2 separate regions of the Mus musculus genome follow, and region 2 is linked to region 1. Evidence: chromatin loops called from intact Hi-C (ENCODE). Cell type or tissue: left cerebral cortex. All regions are shown on one strand. Each heading gives the region's core, and the rest is flanking DNA. Links, peaks and the distances in the headings are about the cores only.

What was found. Hi-C counts contacts between places; a loop is a spot of excess contacts. Peaks named below come from ENCODE experiments on the same cell type or tissue, not always from the same donor. Only the 100,000 strongest peaks of a DNase experiment are listed, where the experiment ranks them.
Region 2: it touches region 1 in a loop (2.1-fold over the local background); 1 of 42 quality-filtered maps calls a loop at or near these places.

What each region holds. Positions count from the first base shown.
Region 1 is chr17:32,015,084-32,020,466 of GRCm38, forward strand. The region is part of intron 3 of Hsf2bp (heat shock transcription factor 2 binding protein); the gene reads right to left. Among named protein-coding and RNA genes, the nearest start is that of Hsf2bp, 17 kb to the right of the region's middle. In left cerebral cortex, for the core only: no CTCF peak of the experiment used is centred there; DNase peaks (open chromatin) are centred at 3,253 and 3,608.
Region 2 is chr17:31,964,853-31,970,235 of GRCm38, forward strand. The region is part of intron 7 of Hsf2bp (heat shock transcription factor 2 binding protein); the gene reads right to left. Among named protein-coding and RNA genes, the nearest start is that of Gm30571, 55 kb to the left of the region's middle. In left cerebral cortex, for the core only: no CTCF peak of the experiment used is centred there; DNase peaks (open chromatin) are centred at 2,613 and 4,159.

The sequences.
Region 1 (5,383 bases), core at 238-5,237:
AATTAACAAAAATTCTAAGACTCTAAACTATGTGTTTCTCATGTCTCAGACTCTAACCTGTTAATGTCAAGTGTCCTCCAAAATGCCCTGTCCTGGGGTCAGCCCTTTCCCCCCAGCTCTGTTACTGGGGTAAAGAAAAACAGCAAGTAGCTAAGGGGATTAAAAAACATTGTGTCCTTGAGAACAGCCAGAAGGTGAAGCCTTTCCAACAGAGATTATTATTGTTGACCCACGGTCTAATATGTCTGCAGTGGGAGCTGGATGGCGAGCCTCCCAACCAGTAGTACTAGTTAGCTGCTTCTTCCCCGGTCCGGTTCCTCTGAGAGCTGAAGCCTCCACTGGCTGATGTTCCCTTTGTCTGCTCTCCATCAGGCTACACCAGTCATGTTTGATGATGTTATCTATTACTTGCTATTTGTTCTTTCCCTTTTGGTTGCTCCATACCCAATAAACCCATTTATCTGAAACTGCAAGTACAGAACTTTCAAATATATCACAACAAGACCCTGATCCATTAAAGTAAGGTAACCCTCAATCTTCCAACTTCAACCAGGCATGGCAGTACACATGTAGTCCTCACACTCAGCAGTCAAAGGGCAGAACCGAGGAAGCAAGATTCTGTCAAGGGGTGAAGGAGGGAGGCCACAGGTTGAGAAAAACTGCATCCAAAATCTATCAGGCCTGCCACACACGCCTTAGAGGTTCCAGATCCACTGACTCAGCCAACAGAGGCCTGAAGCTACCCTAGCAGACATTTTTGTAGGTGCTACCAGTTAAACTCTGTACCTCACACTCACACAGCCAGCTCTTTACCCAATAAGCCATCTCCCCAGCCCGATCGGGTACAGTAACAATTATACAGCATTTACATTGAATTAGAAAGCACAAATAACGTAATTAAGGCATTTATGTGTGGGCTGCATGCAAATACTGAACTTGTTCACAGAAGGGTCCTGAACACCCTAGGCCTATCCACAAGAGGTCCTGGAACTGATTCCCCAAGATACTGAGGGACAACTGTACCTGAAAGAGGACAAACAATCCAATCAAACATGGAAGAAGTGTTGGGTTCTATGAATACTACAGTGTGCAGTGGGAGAAAAACATCATTAGTCTTCCTCGGTTGCAACCCCTGAAGCTACAGTAATGACTAGCCTGGCAAGATAGACCCACTAAGCTGGGCAGTGATGGTGCGCACCTTTATTACTAGCACTCAGGAGGCAGAAGCAGGTGGGTTTCTGAGTTCGAAGCCAGCCCGGTCTACAAAGTGAGTTCTAGGACAGCCAGGGCTATACAGAGAAACCCTGTCTCGAAAAACCAAAAAAAAAAAAAAAAAAAAATAGACCCACTAGTGTATGATGGCATAAATGCAATGGAGGAAACCACCTGCCCCTAAATTCTTATCTTTTTTTTTCCCAGTTTGTTTGAAAGGGACTGCTTTCCCTCATTGTCTGTCATGTACAAACTAGTGTCTGTAGCTGTGGCAGCAGGAGTGACCTGCCGCCAGCCCTGCCCAGGCTATCTGAAGCACACTCCCTCCCACTGCACACTTACTGACGATTACAGCCATTCTTTTCAATGTCTGTGACTCCTTCCTAAAGCCAAAGCTTCTGTTGGACTGTATGGCACGCCCTGGGCATGAGGTGGGCAGGGCATCGAGGCTGCGTGCGCAGGCCGCCTCCCTCCGTGGGGCCTCAGAAGCAGGTTATTCTAACTAGCAATAGTGGTATAGTGCTGAATAAGCTATTAATGATGGAAGTTAATGACACTTTGTACAGTTCCCATATAGTCTATTCACTGAGTGATCTTTTTACATTTGGATCGGGCCTGAACCCATCCATTCAGAAAGCTTCAAATTATAGAAACAACAGTGCCCTATACGAGTGACCGATAATGCTTTCTTTGGCTACATTCTTTATTCTGCGGTAACATTGAGGCTTATAAATCAAAAGGAACTAACTTGCTGTCCTCCGGTTTATACAGAACTCACAGTATCTATGACTTTTTAAAACTATGACCTGTTAAAATGAATCTGTTTGCACAGATGCCCATATACAATGCCATGTGCTGAGAATGGTTTCAGACTTATTAAATTCAAGCTTATTTAAAAAAAAAAAAGTTACACTGCTCTTACAGATAGCCTGGGTCCCATTCGTATATAACAACAGCAATGACAACAACAACAACAACAAACTATAACTCAAGTTCCAGAGACTCTGACACTTTCTTCTGGACTCCAGAGACTCCTGCACACACATGATGCACATAAACTTACACAGGCACATACACACACAAATATAAACTTTTTCAAGTTTCTTGAGTCACTGAATGTTTCCGACAGCTTCCTTTTTAGCATGCTAGAATTAGCAACTCTTTCCTAATAAATTAAAAATAGTAAAGTAAAATATCAACAGAAAACTGGCAAGTCTCTACCCTGGCTGATTTGCTACTGGGGAAAGGTACCTGCCGTGAGATAGAAGTGCATGGAGCCAACCATGCTGGGCAATGCCCTTCATTCCAGCACTTGGAGGCTGGCTGAGACGGGAAAATCAAAAGTTCAATGCCAGCCCAAGCTACAAAGAGGAGAAGGCAACTCAGGCTCCAGAGCAAGACCCCATCTCAAAACAAGATAAGATAAGATAGGACAGGACAGGGACAGGGACAGGGACAGGGACAGAGACAGGGACAGGGAGACAGGGACAGGGAGACAGGGACAGGGAGACAGGGACAGGGAGACAGGGACAGGGAGACAGGGACAGGGAGACAGGGACAGGGAGACAGGGAGACAGGGACAGGGAGGCAGGGACAGGGAGGCAGGGACAGGGAGGCAGGGACAGGGAGGCAGGGACAGGGAGACAGGGACAGGACAGGGACAGGACAGGACAGGGACAGGACAGGGACAGGACAGGACAGGACAGGAGAGGAGAGGAGAGGAGAGGAGAGGAGAGGAGAGGAGAGGAGAGGAGAGGAGGAAGCACAGCTGCAGCTGCCTTTCAGTAAATGGAGTAATGGAGTGGCCAGGGTCTCGAACACTGAAAGTATTGCTGTTGTCATAGTATGCTGATACGTTGACCTTATTGGAGATGAAGGGATGTTTTAGCTTTGACTCTTTCTCTATTTCCAGTTAAGTTGAACAGTTCACTGGTTGAACAGGGATAAGCAAGCTGGCTATAATAAGGCCACTTGTCTCCTGCAGCTGTCTTTTCTGTAGCACTGTCTGTGGTCCCTGCCCAGGCCTGTACAGATCATGAGGCAGGACTGGAAGCTTATTTTAGAGCTGAGAAACCAGGAAAGAATCCAGCAACTAGGAGACTGAATTAGATTACTGCCAGTAAGTACTTCAGTATGGGTAAAAATCATTATGAAAAGACAGAAATGACTGAATCCACTATGTAAGAAAAGTGTGGCATCTAAAAGGCAAGTGTGCTGTGCAAGTGGCAATTCCTGTGCCCTGGGGGGTGGGGGGTGAGATCTCTTACGCAGGGGCTTTGCTAAAGCTGTAGTGAAGTTGGTTCCACTCCTTCAATGCAGTAACTTAGTTGGACCACTGGAAGAAGAGAGTTGGGACTGGACACCTGCTCTTGGAGTGCAGAGGCTGGCCGGGGAGGAGACCTGGCAACAGCAAAAGCTCTCAGAGCTGTGGTACAGGCACAGCTGTTGCGGTGTTTGTTTTTGAAACAGGCAGATCTCGGAGTCACTATGTAACAGAGGATGATCTTGGATTTCTGACCTTCCTGCCTCCAACTCCCAAGGGTGAGGTGTACACCACCATGCCCATTCTATACAGTGCTACAGGTCAGACCCAAGGCCTCATTCACCACCCCGCTGTAGGGGGACATGCCTGCTCACAGTGTGTCCCCCCACAAGCCTTTCAGCACTGAGCTGGTGTGTTGTTAGTCTTTCATCATTGACGAATGCCTGACAGAACAATGTAAAAGGACAAAAAAAATGTCTTTTCCATCCCAGTTTCAGGGTGTCAGTCCACAGTCAATCCGTTCCACAGCTGTAGTCAGGAAAGGACAAGACATCAGAGCAGAGTTGCTCACCGCATGGACACCAGCAAGCAGAGAGAGAGAATGGTCCCGTGCTCACTCTTTCTTGCCCTTTTAGTCTATCTGGGTTCTCAGCCTACTCTATGACACAAGCAGGATTCAGAGTAGCCGTTCCCCACTTAATCATCATTAGAAATACCCCACAAGCACAGCAGAAATGCACCTCACAAATGTCCTCAGTATTTTTCAGTCCAAGTTGACAATCAAGATTAACTGTCACAAGAACACCCTCTGTCAACCTGACACTCAAACACACCTCCTAAAACCATACCTAATTCCTGAAGATAGCAACAAGGCCATAATTAATAACACGTAACAAAACCATCCTATGTATACCCCAAAGTACTTTAGTTTGCTTCTCCAACGCCTCAATAGTTCTAGCACTGCTCAATAGGGCAAGTACGACATTTCCTGAGACTCCAGACCAACTCTCACCCATGAGCCCCTATAAGGCCAAAAAGAAAGTTTTGCATATCTCAAGTATACAGCGGAAATAAGACCTTCATTCCAAAAGGGACACAAGGAAAGGAGCGAGGAGACCAAAGCAAGCTGGGAATCAGCATGGCAAATGTAAGCTCTTACGGTTCCATGGCTGAGAGGCTCAGTGGTGTTATCTGGGTGCCAAGAGGCTGGAGGAGCCCATCCCCTACCAGGCTGACCATGCTCACTGTCTAGAGCTTTCCTTGGCAGACAGTCTGAACTTGTATCATCTTCAGCATCCTAGGCCTCTGCTCCATGTCACACCCACTGTTCTCCCAAGAACTACCTTGTACTCTTACCTCTGTCACATATCATCCAGACTCTCCAACATTCCTTGAAATCTGAGTAGAAGCCTCTATGAGCTGACTTGCATACACAACATCAGATGGAGGACAGCAAGGTCTACCACTAGCTTAAGCTGTAGTTAGGCCTCAGAGAAGACAAATTCATTGACTGCTCTAGTCCAGATCTCATCTCAACACTCCTAAGCATAGTCTTTACTTCTGTGTGTCTATAGTCATTCTGGTCTTCTGACTTCCTCCACCAGGATCATCCATAAGTTCTGCTCACAGTATTTTAACCTGTGCTGGACTGTGAGTATCTGGGTAACTGAGTAAGGTTGGAAGAATCCAAGTAGGGCATGACTATATTACAGCTGAGTAGATCAGTTCTTGCCTAACATGCACAAGGACCAAGGTTTGATCTCGAGAGCACGCTATGTAGACCAAGCTGGCTTCAAACTCACAGAAATCCTCCTGCCTCTGCCTCCTGGGTGCTGGGATTAACACCAGGTTGTACTCTCGTTTGCAGAATGAGTCTGCTCTCATTCTGCCCTAAAGGCACCTTTTCTA
Region 2 (5,383 bases), core at 302-5,301, 50 kb before region 1:
GGAATTGCATTGATTCTGTAGATTGCTTTTGGTAAGATGGCCATTTTTACTATGTCTTCTGAGAGGTTTCATTCAGCAGCTGATGGAAAGACAGATTCAGAGACCCACAGCCAAGCTCAGGGAGTCTTGTGAAAGAGTGAGGGGTAAGGTAGAAGGATGGAAAGAGCCAGAGGGGTCAAAGACACCACAGGAAGACCTACAGAGTCAACAAACCTGGACCCTTGGGGGTTCACAGACTGAACCACCAACCTTTCAAGGAGCATGCAGGGGTTCAACCTAGCCTCCCCCCTCCCCACATTTGTAGTAGATGTGCAGTTTGGTCTTCATGTGAGTCTCCTAACAACTGGAGTGGGGGTGGGGAGTGGGGTGGGAGGGGCCTTTCTCTGACTCTGTTGCCTTCCTTTGGATCCCTATCCCCTAGCTGGGCTGCCTTGTCTGATCTCAGTAGGAGAGAATGCACTTAGTCCTGCTGTGACTTGATGTGCCAGGGCAGGCTGGTACCCATGGTACTTCTGAGGAGAAGGAAAGGGAGTAATGGGGGGAGGGTGTTGTGAGGGTACACCTTGGAGGAGAAGAGGGAGGGGGGCTGTGATCAGGATGTAAAGTGAATACATATATAAATTAATTCACTGTATGAGCAATACTCAGAGTAAGGCTCATTTACCCTGTAAGTAAAAGGCCCCTTTTATGTGAATAAGGCAACTACAATACAAATATAAAGAAACTGCAGGAGGAACAAAATAACTAGGTGTTGGACCCAGCACAGGCCCCCAAATAGCAGTGCTGCTGACAATGTCCTCAATGACACAGTCTGCCTCAGCTCAGGCTGGACTCTGACCAGGTCAACAGAAGGATCGCTGTGGGCAAACAAAAGCCTAAACTCCACATTCCTCAGAACCCTTGTAAAGTTGCTTTCTGTTTGTTGGGAAAAGCCATCACTTCCCTTACCCACCCCTTACAGCCAACTGCCTCTGGCAGGAGCATCTAGTTCCTGATTAACTCAGTCAGACAAACCTGTAACAGATTAAAGTCCCTTGGTACTTTCCAGGCTATTCTGGCCCACATCAGACCTCCCCTTGCTCTAACTTGCAGGCTGTTCTGGCTTACATGCTTCCCTCCCTCACTGCTAGCTGTCTCCTTAAAACTAACAAGACTTCTCCCAGCGTTTTGGCTGTTCTACCCCCTACTTTGAGACAGCCTGGAAGTTAGATTCCCCACTAAACCTTTCCTTCTACTTGTGGAGTGGTCTAGGTAGAGTGGTCAGCCTACTGGTGGTTCCACTGCACCCTCGCTGACACTGGGCATGCTAGAAAGAGCTTTGTGGACCCCTGGAAAGGATAAGACTGGAGTCATGAGATAAATACAGCCAAGGGTACAGCCAATAGGGATAACCTCATGATGACTCCATAAGAGCTCAGTCACTGTGACAATAGTTGAAGGGAGGGAAACTATCATAGACCATGTATATAGAAGAGTAATACAGAACTCAGTCCCAGTCACAGAAACCTGGCACTTAGAGACAGGTGAGGCAATATGATGAAGGATCACCAAACAAAGGGGACATGCTAGGACTGTCTCACACAGAGGGGACATGCTAGGACTGACTGTCTTAAAAGGGTCTATAGGACCCCTGCCTTTAGAGGCCTTGCTCCCTCCCAGAACTCATGTGGGAATCTAAATGCCATTCGTGAGTTGTTAGTAGTGTTAAAGTGTAAATAATATACTAATTGCTTTTAGTGGTAAGGCCTTTGGGAATTAATTCAATCATTAGTGACTGAACCCTGGTAGCTTCGTAAAAGTAGATAAAGACACACATAGACCTGAGTTGTCTATTACAACAGGATGCAGCACAGGTGTTCCTTACCAGAACATTAACAGAGCTGTTAAGGCATTGACCCTCAAACCCATGAACCAAAATAAGCATTTTCAAAATTTACAAATTAACCTGCCTTGGGTATTTCAGTGTAGTGACAGGTTAATACAATGGTTTTAAAGCAGCCACCATGAGAGTTCCTCAATGAACAAAGGTGTAAAGTCTTAAAAATGATCCTAGCAAATAAAGAGAAAGTATACTTAGTAACAAAGCAAGCTAGAACTGAAAATACAATAACTGAGACAAAGTGGTTACTAGAGAGAGAATTAAAGGGCGAGGTGAAGAAAATCTGTGAGGGCCAGAAGAACGCCTCAGTGAGTAGAGTGTTAGCCAGGCAGGCCCAGCCATTCAGGTGTGACCCCAGAACCCACATAAAAAAGCTGCCTGTGCTAGTTCACATCAGCATGGTGGCAATGTGTTCCTATGCACACAAGCACAGAAAAACAAAGAAATGAAAGATGAGTGGAGGAAAAGACAGGAAAATGGAATGAAGCAATGTGAGCTAGCAAGAGAAAGATGACATTAAAACCCCAAGGGAACTGGTAAGACACAATGTTCACAGCTCTGTAGAATGAGAGCAAAATGAGGAAGGCTGGAAACAGCTGGGAAACACTGACAGAGCATGTACCTGATTAAGCCAAAAAACAGGGTGCCAAAACACTGAAACACGCACTATGATCCAGAACATACCCAAACCTTGGGAGTCTATGCTGAACATAAGAGAAGTGACTCCTAAATAGTGGGCTTCTCAGAGGAAATGATGCTGCACTTCCCACACATTGAACAAAAGAGAACTGTCATTTTAGAGACCTGTTTCCAAGGGAACAGTCTTTTAATGTGAAGGGAAACTCTAGTCATGCTCAAGTGAGGGAAATGACTAGATAACACAAAGACTTGTGTAGGCACACTCCAGCAGCATGGGTCACAGCTTATGACCCAAGTGCACATCGGACGACGAATGCACACATGCTGGGCATCCATACTGTAAACATAAAGTGCTGACCCATGTTATAACAAGGATAAACTTTGAAAATGTTGATGGAATGACATCATGGGAAATGGTAAGATGCTCTAATGAGGGTTAACAAGCAGGCAGTAAATTACACCAGGGATAACTTCTGGACTGTGTAATTCACTAATGTGTGTAACACTAGTGTGACAGCTAATCTTAGTTGTCAGTTTGACTACATCTGAAATCAACTAAAACCCAACTTTCTAGGCATGCCTGTGAGGGATTTTCTTGTTCAGACTAAAGTGGGAAGACCACCCTAAATCCAGGTCACACCTTTTACTGGCAGCCCACATAAAAGGACATGAAGATTGAAGCTATTGCTTTTGTCTACTTGCCCCCATTCTTGATGGCAAGTTCATCTACCCTGTTGTTGTAGCTGGTATTAAATCCAACTTCTTCAGGAGCCCAGTGTAGACTTAGGGGCTGTCCAGGTTCCCTCCCAGACTCCAGCACCAGATTAGATCTGCAAAGACATCCAGTCTCGTGGATGGGAGAACTTCTAGATTCTTGGCCTTTCTTTCCATCATGAGGCAGCCTTTGTTGGACTATCCAGACCACAGCTTGTAAGCCAATTTAGTAAAACACACACACACACACACACACACACACACACACACACACACACACACACACACACACAGAGCTAGCTCTAGTGAGCCCTGACTAATATAACTAGTCTTAAAAGTTTTCTATAAATATGAGCAATGAAACAGGAATGAAGTGTTGGGTAGAAAAGAAATCTTGGACAAGAGAAAGGGAAGGTGTGCTGTAATGAGAAGGGAAAGGCCAGCAAAGGTTTACTGGAGCTAGTGAGAGTCGACATACATGAATGAACATGGATTAGTAGTGTGTACAATGTGAACTCTGATGGCTAAGAACAGTTTTCTTGTGTTGTATCACTGAAGCAAAATTAGAAATTACAGATGATGACTACTTTCTGACACTCAATTCCACCCCATCAAGTTCCCTCATGCCCTTTCCTTCGGTCAGCCAACCTATAAGCAACTAAAGTTCTAATCTGCTCTGGGGCTGAGTTTTAGCTGCTCTTGAAAACTGTGTACATGAAACTATCCCGTGTTAATTGGTTTCTATAGTTATGAACAAATTGCTGAGAACTTGACTTAGAAGAGTCATTTAGTTTGCATGCAGATTCAAAGGTTTCAGTCCATAACCCTTGGCTGTTGCCTCTGGGCTTCTGGTGAAGCAGAGAATCATAGTCCCAGAGCACATGGCAGCAGTTGCTCACTGCACAGCAGACAGAAAGCAGTGAAGAAAAATACCACTGCCAAGAACACACTCTCAGTGACCACTTCCTCCATCTGGGTCCCACCCCCTGAAGTTTCTGGAAGCTCCCAAAACAGGCTGCCACTTCTCCACTGTGTTTTAAAGACTGAGTTTTTCAGAATGGCATTTCACATGTTATGATTCTGCCCTTGGCACCCAAAAAGGTTCATGCCCACCACAACACAAAATAACTGCAGTCCATCGCTAAGAACCACTGTGGTCTTAACAGTGCTAATGCTGTTCAGAAGGATAAGCTCAACATCCTCTGGACTCAAGGCAAACTCACAGCGCATTCCCATAATGCAATAGGACCGAATGAACATTCCTATTCCAGATGAGGAGGAAGGCTGAACAGAAAGGAAGGAGTGACCAAAGACTGAAATCAGGAAGGAAAATGTTAAGTCCTGCAGCTTCCATGTCTATCATCAGGAGCAAGTGATGATGGATGTGAGCCTCAGAAATCTTGGGGAGCCACACCCCTATGGCCCTGTCACTCACAGCCTACATGGCTCACCTCATTACCTGCAGCTTTCCTTCACACCGGTTTCACTCGCTGGCATCTCTAACTTCTTCAAGTCTCCACTTCATGTTTGGCTTCACCCCATCCTCTATGAGCTTCCTGTCAGGGTTTCACCTGTGCTACATATTACCTGGTCTCCCAGGTTTTCCTGTGAATTGAGTGAAGCCCATAACTCTTGCATTCTGCATGTCTGAAAGGCCAGCATCAGGTGGATGACATCAAGGTCTGCCACTGGCTCAAGCAGTGAACAACCATGTCCCTGTGACCCACAGCTAGCTGTAGCAGCCTCTGAGAGCCTGCAGAGCTGAGGGGAAACACTGTCCTAGGTGATGAGACCCCAGAAGGGTGACTCAGAGGCGCTGTCTTCTGGAAGGAAAGTCTCAAATGAATTCACTTTTTTATGCCTTTGAGCCTGCCACAGCTGGGATGAAGATGCCCCTATCACATCATTCCTATTGTCCTTGTGAAATGGAACTTTTTGGAGGGCAATAATCTGTAACAGTCTTTACTTTGGTTCCAACTTTAAATTTGCTTCTCTGGTCAAATGCTTTCCAAGTCCTCTCAGTCTCTCTTTTACTCCTAACTCTCATTGTCAATGTCACAAAGAGCAGCCAGCAAGGCTCTTGCCACAACCTGGCCCTGTAAACTCCACTTACCCTAAGTCTTAGGGCATGGGCAGAGCACAGACAAATCC